Linked DNA regions of Mus musculus: all the other regions are linked to region 1. Evidence: chromatin loops called from intact Hi-C (ENCODE). Cell type or tissue: left cerebral cortex. All regions are shown on one strand.

Region 1 (5,000 bases):
CTTGTCCCAGTCTACCCATAAAATCTATTTTCCCCCACGAAGGGAGATTCATGAATCTCTGCTAGAGTCTTCTTTGCCTAACCTCTTTGGGTCTATGGATTGTAGCTTGGTTAAAATTTACTTAATAGCTAATATTCCCTTATAAATGATACGTACCATATTTATCTTTCTGGGTCTGGGTGATATATTTTCTAATTCTATCTGTTTGCCTTCAAATTTCGTGATTTCATTTTTTAATAGTGGAGTAATACTCCATTGTGTAAATGAATCATAATTTCTTTATCTATTCATCTGATGAAGGGCCACTAGGTTATTTTCATTTTCTGTCTATTATAACTAAAACTGCAATGAACATGGTTGAGCAAGTGTCCTTGTGGTAAGATGGAGTTTCCTTTGTGTATATGCAAAGAGTGGTATAGCTGGGTATTGAGGTAGATCAATTCCCAGCTTTCTAAAGAACCACCATATTGATTTCCATAGTGGCTGTACAAGTTTGCTATCCCACCAGCAAGAGATGAGTGCTCCCCTTATGTCACATCCTCACCAGTATGAGCTATCACTTGTGTTATTGATCTTAGGTATAAGATGGAATCTCACAGTCATTTTGATTTGTATTTCCCTGGTGTCTAAGGAGGTTGAACATTTCTTTAAGTGTTTCTCAGCCATGGAAGATTCCTGTATTGAGAATTCACTGTTTAGCTATGTACCTCATTTTTTAATTGAATTACTTTGCTGGGTATAGTAGTCTGGCCTGTCCTCTATGAGCTCTTAAGAGTCTGCAGCACATTTGTCCAGGACCTTATGGCTTTTAGGGGCTCCAATGAAAAGTCAGCTGTAATTCTAATAGTTCTGTCTTTATATGTTATTTGGTCTGTTTCCCTTGAAGCGATAGTCTTTCTTTGTTTTGTATATTCAGTTTTTTATTATTATGTAAAATCAAGTATATTTCAAAATTCCTTGCAAAATATTTGAATAATATAAACTAAGCAAATAGTGATTGTGTGCTTCATTATGGTTGCTTATGTTGCCCTTTACATGGGGCAGCCTCAAACTAGCAATTTATTGTTTCCTTGTCAGGATTTCCACAGTCAAAATGGAAATGCATGGTCTCATGTGTAAACTACACGAATATTCTACAGTTTCTTGTGGCATAAGTATATCTAGGGTATCTCTACCATTGAAGAAATGATTTGTCAAATACACCTACAATATTGGATATGGAACTCTGTAATCAGCAAGTCAGTTCTTAGGAAATGGAGAATTGTGGCCCAGCCCTTTTGTATTCTACAGTTAGGAAACCAAGCTTGGAAGGTACTAAAAGAAGAGGCAAGTGTATCGACTAAAGGAAGGAACAAAGTTCAAAAATTTCAAGGAACATGTGAGAGAAAGGACATTAAAGGTGAAATACTTGAATGATTACATATCTGAAAGGCCAGCAGCTTGAGTTTTCTTGTATAAAATCTTTAGGTATTCACTGGCTCCTCCTCCAGTGTCTTAAAAATAAACAAAAAAACAAAAACAAACACACAAACAAAAAACCCAGCAGCCAGAGAAATAGTGAGATATTCACGGTTTTGAATCTCAGTTTCCATTCCTATGGCTTGCACAGGTTACCCATTTTCTATTCTGCCTGAATTTCCTCTGTTAATGGGGAACTCTATCAAAACTTTATCACTGATTACAGAATTTCCTTAAATTCAAGAACATTTCCAATCAATAAATTCACTGGATAGATGTTTCTCTTACCTCTTTCAGAAAACAAGCCAACAAACGCACTAAAGATATCAACTCTAAGGTGAGAGGTGAAGGTGTGTCTTATAAGTGTTTGAGGGTTGTTTTTCTCCTCCATACTAGTTTTTGGGTAGTTCTTAATGTGGAATTTTTACTTTTGTAAATATTATAAAATAATGTTATTGCACAAAGACCTTGTTTGTCTTGAAGTAAGGTAGTGGACTTTAGAAGTATCATTTATTTACTGATGGCAAGACCAGTTTTATATTCACTCACTCCTTACAATTTTAAATAGCCTAACCAAGAGACCACAGAGAAAGCAAGTCCGTTTCCCCCACCCCTCCCCAGTCTCCACCCTACCCCCTACCCTACCGGTTGTTATCTTTTGTTTCTTTGTTGGCAGGGCAATGGGGCGGGACTGGAAGTGTCTGTGTGTTGAGCAGCAAAGATCCAAATGATTGCCTAAAGGTGAAGGTTGCTTGGAAAAGGGACGATGGGAATAAGTGTGCTCTTGATTCTTTATGTTCCACCCACCAAAGTATTCAGCTCCCAGTACTATCTCCCCTCAAAAATGCGATGGTCTGTCAATGCTCCCTCTTTACAAATAACCTGTATTGAAAGCCTGAAAGATGGGAAGACGTGGTGCTAAGATCTCCCCCTGGCGTCACCCTATGCTACCTCATTTTTGGAAACTTAAAGATCTCCCTTTGCTCTGGAGTGCAGGGATCATTCAGCCCGGAAGCTGTCCGCTGGCAGCTGTTGCCACCCTGGGAGGAGAACAGCTGGAAGCTTTGATGCGCTGCAAGATCAACTCTTCCGGTTAATTAGCGCCAGCCACAGCTCCAAACGTGCCTTACTGCAACCCCTAGTGGGCTTCCAAGGCAGTAATAGCTGGTCGTTCTGCCCAGTGTATTCTTGCAGAGGAAAATTAAAAAGTATGCGTGCACACATGCATATTTACACACAACCTTCTGTCTGCACTCAAGAAAGCCATCAGTAACCGTCTTTAGGTCGGAAACAGTTCGACTGTCCTTGTGATGATCATTTCTTTAGCTAGAGGCTGGGAGTCCCAGGGAACACATACACCGGCTCGCTATCCTTGGTGCTTTTGTGCGTGCCCAATACCTCGATGTTACTCGGGTGGAGCTGGAGGGGTAGGGGCTTAGGAGTCTGCAAAGACTCCTGTTCTTTTTCCAGTTGATGCTCTCCCCTGGCTAAGCATTTGGTATCTCCCACGGTCCTGCTTTCGCTCGGAAGCCTCGAAGAAGGCAGCTATGGGCGTCGCCGGCGCCCTTCCCGGAACAGTAAAGGCTCCTTGGAGCTGGCGCCGAAGCTTCCCCCACTTCAGCCACATCTGGTCCAGCCATGCAGATGTTAGCGGTTGGAGAGTGCCTCCACTCGAGGCGCCCCAAAGTCTCGAGCATGCCCAGTCAGGCTCCTAAGGCTCCCCAAGCGAGTTTCTGGGTGTACAAATTCCACTTCTCCGCTTTTTCGAGGAAGCTGAGGTGGGTGGGAAGGGAGGGATCCTAGGCTTGGGGCAGTGAACAGGGTTCGCCTAGGTTAGTGCCCTCCTGCCCGTCTAGGTAAGGGACAGAGCTGTTTGGGGAACCCTGGGGCTAGAGTGGCCAAGCACAGTAAAATTAAGAGCATGTCTCTCTCTCTCTCTCTCTCTCTCTCTCTCTCTCTCTCTCACACACACACACACACACACACATACACTCTTCCTTGAGGATTTTCTTAATGCTGACCTGTCCTGCTGCCCCTTGATGCACTGGGGTCATACCTTCAATGGAAGGCAATTTGGAGTTGCTCTCTTAACCTCCCCCCCCCCCCAGAGCTTGTATGTACCTAGCACCATGTTCACCTGCTTGGCTTTTCTGTAGCGCAAGGACGAATAGAAAAATAGGAGGACACCCCCCTCCCCCTTGAGTTTATCCCTCCTAAAGTTAAACTGGCAAGAGACTTATTCTTTCTTAAGTTGGTCCTGAAGCACACATTGAAGCAGTGATGGAGAGTTTTAGCGCGTATGTTCATGCTTGCGACTGAGTGTGTGTGTGTGTGTGTGTGTGTGTGTGTGTGTGTGTGTCTGTTCGCGCGCGCGTGCCTGTGTATCTGCTTGTGCACATCGTGAATGGGAAACACTGTCCCGGGTTGATTCTGAGATTAACAAACACTCCTTCTAAGTCTGCATTCCACCTCATCCTCTGAAGGAAATAATGATAAATGATAAGTGCAGGTCATGTGAGATCAGAAAACATCCTAGTGTGGTATGAAATCTAAATTTTGTTTGTCCATATTGCCTTTCGCTCGGTACCCAGCTTTCTCCTGCCCTCTCTTCACCCTCAAACACTCCTGAACCAGTCTCAGTTCCACTTCTCTTCCTCTGCTCGTTACCTGCTCCTTCAGCCCTCCTCCTCCTCCAGCTCCTCCCAGCTCAACCCCCACCTCCCGGGGCTCAGCTGCGGCTAAAACCTGGAGTCTTGGGGAAAAGAAAAGAGGGAAAAAAAAAAAAGCCTAGGCTGTGAAGCTGTCAAACCGGGCATGCTCAGTAGACAGGGCAGGTTTTTTGGTCTCGAGTAGCGGAGAAACATTTTTTGCACAACCGCGACCAGCCTTAGAGCGCGGCGGCGGCGGCCAGGGCAACATCAGCACAGCCATCAGCGGTGCAGACGCCCGGCACCCGGCCGCGCGGCGAGCTCCGGCTCAGCCTGGAGTTCACCTCCCAGTGCCCAGGAGGCTTGTCTTATCCCTTCTGATCTCTCTGTGTCTCTCTTCCTGTGTGCCTCTCTCCGTGTCTCTTTCTCTCTGTTTCTGCCTGTCTCTCTGTCTCTTTCTCTCTCTTTGTCTCTTTGTCTCTGTCTCTCTCTCTGTCTCTCTCTGTCTCTCTCTCTGTCTCTGTCTCTCTGTCTCTCTCTGTCTCTCTCTCTCTCTCTCACACACACACACACACACTCATTCACTCACTCACTTCCATACACACATACACATTATCTTGAAGAAGAAAAAAACCGACCCCCAAGCAAATACCCTCCTGGGCAGCGATCACTGGCACAACAGTAGCCAGGTTCGGTTCCTGCCCAGAAGCGACCGCGGGCTGAGAGCTCCGCCACTGCCAGCTGGAGGAGAGCGATGCGGGGGCCCGAGCGGCAGCTCGAACAGTAATGTGGATTTACAGTCATTTCCCGCAGGAACCAGCAAAGACGCCCTAAGTCCAGCGCACTTACAGCACACCAGCAGAGCTGAGTACCTGGCAAGGAGGCGGGGGACCG
Region 2 (5,000 bases), 870 kb after region 1:
GCCTGCCCAGCCACAGAGAAGAAATGAGGCAAGATGGCTTTCTAGCCACTGAGAGACTAGACAAGCTTATAGTAAAGGATACTTTATTCCCTGAACCACTGCCTCCCTCATGAGAAAAGAACCAATCCGCACCCTCCCACCTACATCTTTCTGAGCATCTGAGTCTTATCCAGAAGCAGATTGCCCTTCCCAGTGCACTTCTGCAGACTTGGGAAGCAGGGTCGGGAGTGTGCTTGTGATGTTGAAAATAAGCAGGAAAATGCATCTCAGGCAAAAAGTATATGGCTTACTGCTAACAGATAGTAACTAGATTGGTTAACAAACCAAATTTGTCTCCCAGCCTTTACTGTGGCTCACCAGAACTCTGGACTCTGGTGTGTATGTGTGCTGATGGCTCTCAATGCCATCTGAACTTGTCTGTGTCTCACAAAGGGACACAAACACTGAAGTCTATCCTATGGAGTGTTGTTCAAACTCAAGGAGACGGCTGGGGTAGAGCTCAGGTAGAGAGCTCTTGCTCCCGATTCAATTCCAATAGAGCAAATAAAATACGACACAGGTCTGTATGGCTGGGAGGGGGAAAAAAAAGTAGCTGCCTCCCAGATGGAAAGTCAGCTGACAAACACCTTTCCCTACAACATTTCAGGGCTGATGTCCTGCCAGAATGAAGAACAGTGGCATTGGTTAAGATTTGAGGCAAGCCCTCAGAATCCAGGAAAGGGAAAGCAATAGGGCAGAGTTGCCCAGGCCGAATGGGAAGCAGGAAGGAACTGCTGCACAATCCAAGCTGCTAGACTGACACACTCTCTGCTGAGGAAAGCTTGTAGCAGCTGCCCTCTATCTGCAAGTTGGAAACTTTACCTACAGGGAGCAGCAGGTTGATTGCTTTTGATGATAAGAGCTGGACATTGTTTTCGTCCTCTGGAAGCACCACCTGGCAGACAAAGGCTGGGGCTTTACCTATACCTGCACCTACACCTCCTCGCCCCCCGGTACCACTACCACTACCACTAATACTAGTACGAATGCACAGATTTTCTATGCTGTTTTCTGAACGGAGGCTTGCTGCTTACAGGTGCAGAGGCCCAGAGCAGGCTGTGAGCAAACAGGCTGTGCAAAGGAAGGATTTTGCCATTAACCACAGGCACAAATAGCAGTGTTGACAATGAATTCTTTCCTGCACAGTAACAACACACCAAACATTTTGAGTGAAGCCCATTTAAAGAAAAAACAGCAACAGCAACAACAACAACAAAAGAAAACCCAATTAAGGGACATAACAGTTGGCATGTCTGTGATATCAAATGACCAATTTGTCTGATTGTGTGCGCAGGCACACACAACTGTTTTAACTGATAATCTATGTGTGCCCATAGACACAATATACACATAGGAAATTAAACTTGGAGCAGCATTGTGTATACCCTCAAGTGCAGTTCCCTCTTCGGATTAGGCAAAAGTTGGTCTAGATTTTAAAATTTCAACAGCTACTTAGGGCCGAGGTCCTCAAAACCGATGGAATCGCACTGAGCTACGCCTCCAGATTCACAGAAAGGAGAGTGGGAGAGAGCCATACTCACCACTGTGTCTTTGCTGGGTCCTGTTCACTTGGGGTAAAAAAAAAAAAAAAAAAAAAAGAATATAATTGTTTAACATTTTAAAAGCAAATAAAAGAGCTTAAATATTTTGCAATTTGCAACTTGAAAAGGAAACAGTAATGGGTTTCCAAGTGTGTGTCTTTACTTTTAATGAACTGTTTATTTTTCATGGTTCCATTGGCAATAAAAGACCAGCTCCCCATCAAAAGCCTTCAGGGAGGCACAGTTTCCATTTGGAGGACAGTGAGATTGCCAATAATTTTGATTTTTTTTTTTTTTTACAAAAAGTAAACCCACTAGACCGTATTTCCAGATATGGGTTATTGCCTATTATCCCAGGTAATTTTTATTTTTGTGTGTCTTCCTTATAGAGGCAAATTACAAAACATTTCTACACTATACTCCAGAAAGATAAAAAGAATTTAAGTGAGACCAAGATCGAGGGCCTCCAGAACGTTTTAATGAACATGTTTCCATTATCCTCTCTGCTTGTTCGTTTTGTTGGAAGAATGATTCATTCATTTCAAATTTGGCAACTTAAACAGCAGCAAATGATCATATTTCCCATCACAATGCAAAGTCAGTTGATTGGCCTGCTTGGGCTTTGAAGGCCCTTTTGTGGCTCCTTTGTCTTTGACAACAGCACCCTCTGCTGGTTTTCATCATTCATCGCCGGGAGTGGGATCGACCCAAATTGCAGAGGCCTCCCTGGAACATTGCACACAGCAGGACACGATTCATAAATCAGGTTTCCCTCCTGGTGATTCATTACCAGATATATATTTTTTCTGTAAAACAGCACAGCTCAAGGAAGTCATCAGGAATTCAGAAGCTTCAAAAACTACCTTCTTTTGATTAATCATCCCTCTGACCTTTTTCTTCTTATTCAACAAGGTTAATAATATTTGTTATCCCTCAAAGTAAAACTGTATTAGCTTCCAAATGATTTTTTACCTCCATCGGCCAGTTGTTACTGCCAAGAGGCTTCTGAGTTGACGTTTGTTCTGTTCTCAGGTATGACCCCGAGGGACATCTGACCAATGCAACTTTTCCTACTGGAGAGGTCAGCAGCTTCCACAGTGACCTGGAGAAGCTGACAAAAGTGGCACTAGACACTTCCAACCGCGAAAATGTCCTCATGTCAACCAACTTGACAGCAACCAGTACTATCTACATTTTAAAACAAGGTAAATGATCTTCAGAACTCCCCCTGCTTTCGGGTGTCTGGTCAAATGTCTGCTCCCTGTTAAGGAACTAAATTCCCCTCTGATTGAGAAGATGGGTTCTCCCTTCTCTTTTCCAGCTGGAACAAAGACAAATTCAGATTTTTCACAAGTTCACATATCCACTCTGGGCCCCAATCTCTGTGGGAGTAATGAGGTTAAATTCTGCCAAGTCTGGTCTCCCATCAAGTCATTTCCCAACACCCAGCCATTTGTAGAGCTCTTTTAGGGTTTTCCTACATTGGAAGACAATAATAGAGTCTGTGCCCCATCTGAGCCTAGCCTTCCAGATCAGATCTGACATGGGTGAATGCAAAGGACAAATTAGGCAATGCACCAGGGAAGGATACAAGTGCTATGAGAGAATTAAAACCACAAAGAGAGGAGGGAAAAAGAATTGAAGAAAAAATACAATCTCAAAGGAAATGTGTTAGAAGCTATAGAGGGAGTGGACAAAGAAATAGTTTTTCACTGTCTAGACATCAGAACTCACTCTGTTGCTAGGGTGTGGGGCAACTCACTCCAAAATGAGTAAAACCAACTTTCCAGTGGCTATGATGTCATCTGCAGTGGCTAGGATGCCATCCGCAGGTGGCAGAATGCTGAGTTGAGTCTCATATTCTTCTCATTCTAGCTCCCAGCATATCAAACTAAGATATCACATTCAACAAGTCAGAGAGGAATTCTGTTGGTGTATGCTTTTAAGAGAGAACCAACAACCAGAGACAGACAAACAGACAGACAGACAGACCAGCCTACAGTGTGACACAGCAGTATTTTATCCTGTTCACAAGATATACCTCAGCTATGAAAATAACAGGACCCAAATGGGTAAAGAATGCATATGTGAGAGTGGGGTTCTAGCTTAGAGTGCAATTAGGCCCCCATACCCTATCTGATCAGCCTTAAATGTGTCTCTTGGAGCTCAACTTTACCAGCCCCCTCCTCCTCTTCTTCTTTCTCCTCCCTCCCCTCTCCTCTGCTCCTCTGTCTACAGAAAATACTCAAAGTACCTATCGGGTGAGTCCAGATGGTTCACTACGTGTCACCTTTGCCAGTGGGATGGAGATCAACCTCAGCTCGGAGCCCCACATCCTGGCAGGGGCTGTCAACCCCACTCTAGGCAAATGCAACATATCGTTGCCTGGAGAGCACAATGCAAACCTCATTGAGTGGAGACAGAGAAAGGAGCAAAACAAAGGCAACGTTTCAGCTTTTGAGAGAAGACTGAGGGTGAGTAAGCCCTTCCCTTTTTAGCAAAGGACAAAAGTTCACTGGGTTCCCTTGGAAAGTAAAGAGCCTCCCTCAACGGAAGTCTCACTTCACCAAAGCTTTTCCAGGTGACTGGCTAGCTTCTATGATACACTAATTCGAGAGAGAGCTAATGGCTAATAATGGTTCAGTATCCTTAAGTGTGCATTCTAATAGGAGCTTTCTTTGTCATTAGCCAGCTAAAGTGCTCTAATCATAGCAATTTCAGGCACCAAGAAAGTCTAGGGTTAGAGAAATATCTTTATCAAGGAGCCCTTCAGTACCCACCACAGCCTGCCTTGGAGATGCTTATTAGATTCCCCAAGTTGACCCTCATTCCCACTTTTGGGTGGAGAGAAAATGGTGTAAGAGATAAGGCACCGTTTAGACAAAGGCAACATGGAAGGGCAAAGTCAGTGGGCGGTCCTATTGCCCTACATCCGATGTAGAGCCATGGGAGCAAAGAACTGGACAGAGACTGAGATGGCGTGCTCAAACGAGCTTGTCTGGCAGGACTGAAAGCTTTTGGGAGTTCCCAAGTCTTTATCAAAAAACAGTTCCCTACAGTTAAGCAGAGCCCTCTGTCAGAAGCACTGCCCTGCAGTGCAGGAAGCTTGCAAACACCACAGCACCCTCTCCACCTATCCTTTCTTGAACATTAACCAGTGTATTGGCAACTTGACTAGCATCAGAACAACAGCCAGTCTGCAGGAAGTATTCATTATTGAGGCTGGGCCTCAGAACATCTGCATCACACCCAGGATACAGAAAATGCTTTACATTCTTCTCACTCGGCTGAGAAAGAACTCTGGGGAATTGAGTGCTGTAGAAATACAACCACCAACCAACCATCAGGCTGCAGAGAGAAGCAGTAAACCAACCAGTCATATGTCTCCATGCAAAAAAAAAATGTTTATCTACTAGTGTG
Region 3 (5,000 bases), 890 kb after region 1:
TAGCCTGAGGGAATGGTGACAGAGAGTACTAATTGGTAGTAGCCTTTTGTGTGTACCAAGTCCCCAGCAGCATCCATAATAGGAGCCGATGCTCTGTCTGGAATAAGATTATAATCCCACCACATGAACCATTGGTGAAACATTAGCCCCTACATAGCAGAAAGGTTTCCACTCATACCATTACCGTAGACAAGAAGAACAATTAGCCTTCATCCACCTTTGCCAAGTCTGATCCCCTCCTAAGACATTAAATGTTTTCTTCCAAATTAAGTCATTTCAATCGAATTTGTTTCTGAATTCATTCCTAGGAAAAGTAGAAGATATTTTCTTTCCCCCTGGGTAATCAGTATCTCTTAGATACAAGAGATGATGGCACACATGGCAAAGAGGGGACAATTTGTGTGCTTCTGATACAACCATCAAAGTTTGGTTTTCGAGAAGTGGTGTGCCCATAAACAGCTATTACTTCGCAGAGGTGGTAGTTGAAGCACTGCCCTCCCTGAGAATTGCCTATGTGATAAAGCAAACTTAGTAGCCTCTCAGGGTCCCTCCCTTCTGGGAAAGCTTTTAGAATCTGTAATCTGAATTCTGAGCAAGGGAAATCTGCATCTCACAGAGCAAATCTTTCCTCTTTTGAATTTCAACAAAGCATGCCTGGGAAAATCCCGCGGCTAAGGACTACATTGACTGCATTAAAACATTAAGTGAATCCAAATATTTGGTAGCATCTACACATAGTCAAAATGTTTCATAAGGAATTTGCTAATAACTTTGGTACATATGCACATTTTTGAAACACATGTATGTATATTTTTAAAAATCATGCCACTAACCTAACAGTTTTCCCTCCCCATGTGAGTTGGGAAGTAGCCAGGAGTCCTTAGGGACATGAAGGGGTCTATAGCCTCCAGAGCACCAGAGTGTGACCATCTCAGCTAATTGACTACAGACAGTAATAGACTGTCCCTTTTACGCCATCTATATAATAAAATATCTATTGAAAAGTTAAAATTCAACACGGCATGCAGTTTTCTCTGACACCAGTGAGGAGATATGGTCTCTCTTTTCCAAAGTAACTCTTTATTTCATCACATTTGCTTCAGGAATCACACAAAAGAAACATCATATTAGATCTTTTTTATACAATAAAATATTTAGTAGGTATCAGTTCCTTAAAAAAACAAAAACAAAAACAAAACAAAAAAACAGCAAAACAGACCAACATAGTAGCACATACCTGTATCCTCAGCCCTGACAAGGTTGAGACAAGAGAATCACAAATCCTGTGACCTTTTCTCAAAAACAAACAAAAAGGGAACAAAAAAAGAAGGAAGACCTGTTGACCTAGAATAATAAGAGAAATTTCAACAACTTCCAATTGTTTACAGACCAGTGAAACAAGCCAAATCATTTGGCCTTTTACTTATTTTGCCTTTATTTCCTGTGTAATTTATTCTTTAACTAGAAGAATAACCACAAAAGTCCAATCCTACAAAGTACATAATTATGGAATGGTTTCTTACTTATAAAATGGTTGCATTCATGAGATTTCTAATCACGTCATCCATATTCTTGCCATGATTTCCTAATTCATTCTGAAATTGATTTTAGTAATATTATTATCACCAGTGATAAATAACTAATTCACTGGACAAATGCATAGCCAAAATGAAATAATTTAATATAAATCACAAAAACTAGATAATTGAAAAGAGCTGACACTTACTTCGACTTGATGGTAAATCAAGATAGGAGCAAACAGAAAAGAAAAAAGGAAGAAAATAAAAACATCTTTGAAATTTGGATTCAAAGGAACCTAGGGAAAGAAGGTTGGATTTGTACGTGCTTTTCCAGGGCCTCACTGTTCTGTGACTCTGTCCATTCTTTCTAAAGATGGGAATGTTTTAACATAGACTTTACTGCCACATTCTTTCAATGGTATAGGGAATGGGTGGGGATGCACATATTACTTCTCATCGTATACAGTAAGAGTGTTCAAACTTTAAAATATATTTTTCTTTACCCCCAAATCCTCTGGCATTGCATCTGCAAAACTCCTTGCTGGGCTGACACCGTGATATATTTAAATCAGCATCACACTTTTTTAAACCTTAGCATGCAACAATGTCGTAAAAATAAAGACAAAGAAGAAAAGAAAAGAAAAGAAAAGAAAATAGTTTCACTTTCTCTAGAGTAGGTGAAAGTTAAGTTACACATACCATTTTGTGAACAATGCTTTGTACTCATTAGGAAAAAAATAAGTATTTGGCTAATGGCTGTGGTTTCTTAAATAGTCTCTTCTCTATTAAGAAAATCAATTATTCTTAGTTTTTCTCTCTGTAGTCATTAATTTTCTGCCTAGATTTATGACACTTTTCTAAGTTAATTATATTTTGAAGACTGGTGCAACGAAGTTTGTATTATATCTGATGTAAATCTTTCAGTTTCCTAAACTCAGTCATTTTTAAAGTGCCTTTAAATATATTTTGTAATAATTTAATAAGAAGGTTTAGTTTTACGCATTTACACAAAATTGCCTATTTAGGCTTGTTTTCAAGGCTTACTGCAGAGACAGAACGCAATCTTTGGCTTCAGTTCCCAGGTAGCCCCACACTGCCATCTGGTGGTCATGTGAATGTTATACCTTTTCAAATTTCTACTTTCGTTTCTAGTCTAGTTCGAGTAAGTATACAGCCATGATCGTTCTCTTTTATTTCCTTTCACAGAGATTTCTTTTACAGTATAATAATCTATTTAAAAAACACAAGCCACCCACTCTATTATTCGCACTAATAAGGAATAGCTTTTTATCCTGCAGTAGCACAGTGGACACTGGATAGACTCATAAGCATTGTTTTGGAACAAACTGTTAATAATACCAACCCAAAGTGAAAAAGCAGCCAAATGGGGCTAAATGGTATTGTGACAACAAAACAATAGCATGCGGGAGATTTCTAATCATCTCTTCCATGTTTTTTTCCATTAGCAGGAAGGTTTAAAGCAAACTGGGGGTGGGTGGCTTTCAAGGCAACTGAGTTAGCACCACAGAGAAACAGATCAGGCACTGGTTTGCTACAGGCTAGAGGAAGCAAACAGAGGAAAGAATACAATAGCAATGCAGTATAAATTTTTGGCAAAGCTACTACAGTGACTGGAATAGGCAGGATGGTGCTGGATAATGTGTGGCAGCCATATGGTGATTGTCCCTGGCCCACACCACAAGTGACAGATGTCATTTGTTCTTGGCAAACTGACAAGAGAGAGTGGAAAGGAGCTGGAAAATCAGACTTTCGGGGTGGAAATAACACAAAGGTATTTTCACCAATTACTGCATCTACCCCACCCACTTCAGTGTTCTCCCACCTGCTGTTCCATTCACAGGAACAATTCCTTCTGGTTCTGGGGAGTTTTGCATTGATGGAGAGAGAGGGCCTCTCTTCCTGTCCCCAAGCCTTCACAAGATTGTGCCTTTTATTCAAGAGGATTTGTAGGTCACAATGGCAGAACTGCAAGATGTGGCGAGCGGCAGGTGTTCCATGGGTAGCAAGAAGACAGGATTTCTACATCTAGTTCTGCATCCCCAGCATGATGGTGGTGGGAAAGAAATAATAACTAAATGAGCAAATAATGTAGACTTCGTGGTATTGACCAGCAACTGAAAAATCAAGAATTCTCACAAGTATAGGAGGGATGTGCCCTTGTGTAACACACATACATCATGCTTCTGTCGTTTTCTAAAAATTCACATTGCATATGTTTAAGTAATTAACATTCACAATTATTTGTGTGATTTGCAGGTAGAAAATGGAAAGACACCTATTGTTTTCACAACATGGAGTTCAGAAGTTGAACTTATTTTTTTGTTGTTGTTGTTTTGTAATTCTCAAAAGAGTGAAACTCAAGGCATTATAGTCGAGTACCTGGGTGAATTTTTCCTTTTTATTTAAAGACAGAAGCACTGAGGGTGTAGCGTAGTGTATGTGAGTGCTTGCTACAGAACAGTGAGGACTTGAATTCAAATCCCCAACATCAAAAAAGCTCCACACACAGAGCTTCACGTTTGCCTAGAGCTCTAATGCTGTAGGGGACAGGACTTGGAACTTGCTGCCCACCAGGATGGCTCCAGATTCATTAAAAGATAGTTCCTCAGGAGAATAGGACAGAGAGTTAGGATAGGATAGCCTGTGTCCTTCTCTGGCCTCTACAGGTACAGAAACAGATGCATATGTCCACATACATACAAATTAAACAAAATCTTTTTAATAATAAGTTTCAATTGCCAGTAAATTAGAGTGTTTCATAAAACGGTGTTTTGTGTGTGTGTGTGTGTGTGTGTGTGTGTGTGTGTGTATAAATTGATACTGACTTTCTTTTCCTATGGTACTGGGGATTGAATTTACAATTTCACACATGCTAGCCATGTACTCTATCAGTAGTCTATATTCAGTGGCACACACCTTTAATCCCAGCACTTGGGAGGCAGGGGCAGGCAGATTTCTGGGTTCGAGGCCAGCCTGGTCTACAGAGTGAGTTCCAAGACAGCCAGGCCTGTACAGAGAAACCCTGCCCCCCCCCAAAAAAAATGGTCTATATTCTCAACCCTTTAAAAATTTATTTTGAGACAGAGACGTTCAAAACAATTGAAGCTGGCCTTAAACTCACTCTACATCCCAGGCAAGCCTTGACCTTGTGAGCCTTCTGCCCTTAGCCTCCTGGATAGCCTGGTTTATAGACCTGTACCAGCAGGCCTGACTCATGTTTCTGTTTAAAATTACATCAACCAATATTTATTAAACATCCACTACATACAAAGTATTATACTTTGACAAATAACTGATCCTAAAATACAAGTTTATTATGTGTTGGGCATGAGATAACCAAAGAATTCTTCACTTTTAATCAATCTCTCTCTCTCTCTCTCTCTCTCTCTCTCTCTCTCTCTCTCTCACTATCACCACCCCAAAACCACACATATTCCGGCCATACAAAATTCCTCTCAA

What was found. A loop is a pair of places that touch in the nucleus more often than their neighbours do. Peaks named below come from ENCODE experiments on the same cell type or tissue, not always from the same donor. Only the 100,000 strongest peaks of a DNase experiment are listed, where the experiment ranks them.
Region 2: a loop joins it to region 1, with 6 times the contacts of the local background. A loop is called at or near these places in 5 of 42 quality-filtered maps.
Region 3: a loop joins it to region 1, with 5 times the contacts of the local background. A loop is called at or near these places in 5 of 42 quality-filtered maps.

The regions. Positions count from the first base shown.
Region 1 is chrX:43,428,325-43,433,324 of GRCm38, reverse strand. It overlaps a transcript of Tenm1 not described here. Among named protein-coding and RNA genes, the nearest start is that of Tenm1, 160 kb to the right of the region's middle. In left cerebral cortex, CTCF peaks have their summits at 2,368 and 2,567; DNase peaks (open chromatin) are centred at 3,029, 3,850, 4,224, 4,967 and 1 more place; H3K4me3 peaks cover 2,212 bases; H3K27ac peaks cover 1,188 bases.
Region 2 is chrX:42,554,698-42,559,697 of GRCm38, reverse strand. It overlaps Tenm1 (teneurin transmembrane protein 1), which reads left to right. Exons shown (of 33, transcript NM_011855.4): 27 at 2,613-2,785; 28 at 3,819-4,054. Among named protein-coding and RNA genes, the nearest start is that of Sh2d1a, 55 kb to the right of the region's middle. In left cerebral cortex, CTCF peaks have their summits at 850 and 2,255 (motif pointing left); DNase peaks (open chromatin) are centred at 392, 797 and 2,243.
Region 3 is chrX:42,538,520-42,543,519 of GRCm38, reverse strand. The region is part of intron 29 of Tenm1 (teneurin transmembrane protein 1); the gene reads left to right. Among named protein-coding and RNA genes, the nearest start is that of Sh2d1a, 38 kb to the right of the region's middle. In left cerebral cortex, a CTCF peak has its summit at 2,618 (motif pointing left); DNase peaks (open chromatin) are centred at 2,614 and 3,206; H3K4me3 peaks cover 323 bases; H3K27ac peaks cover 221 bases.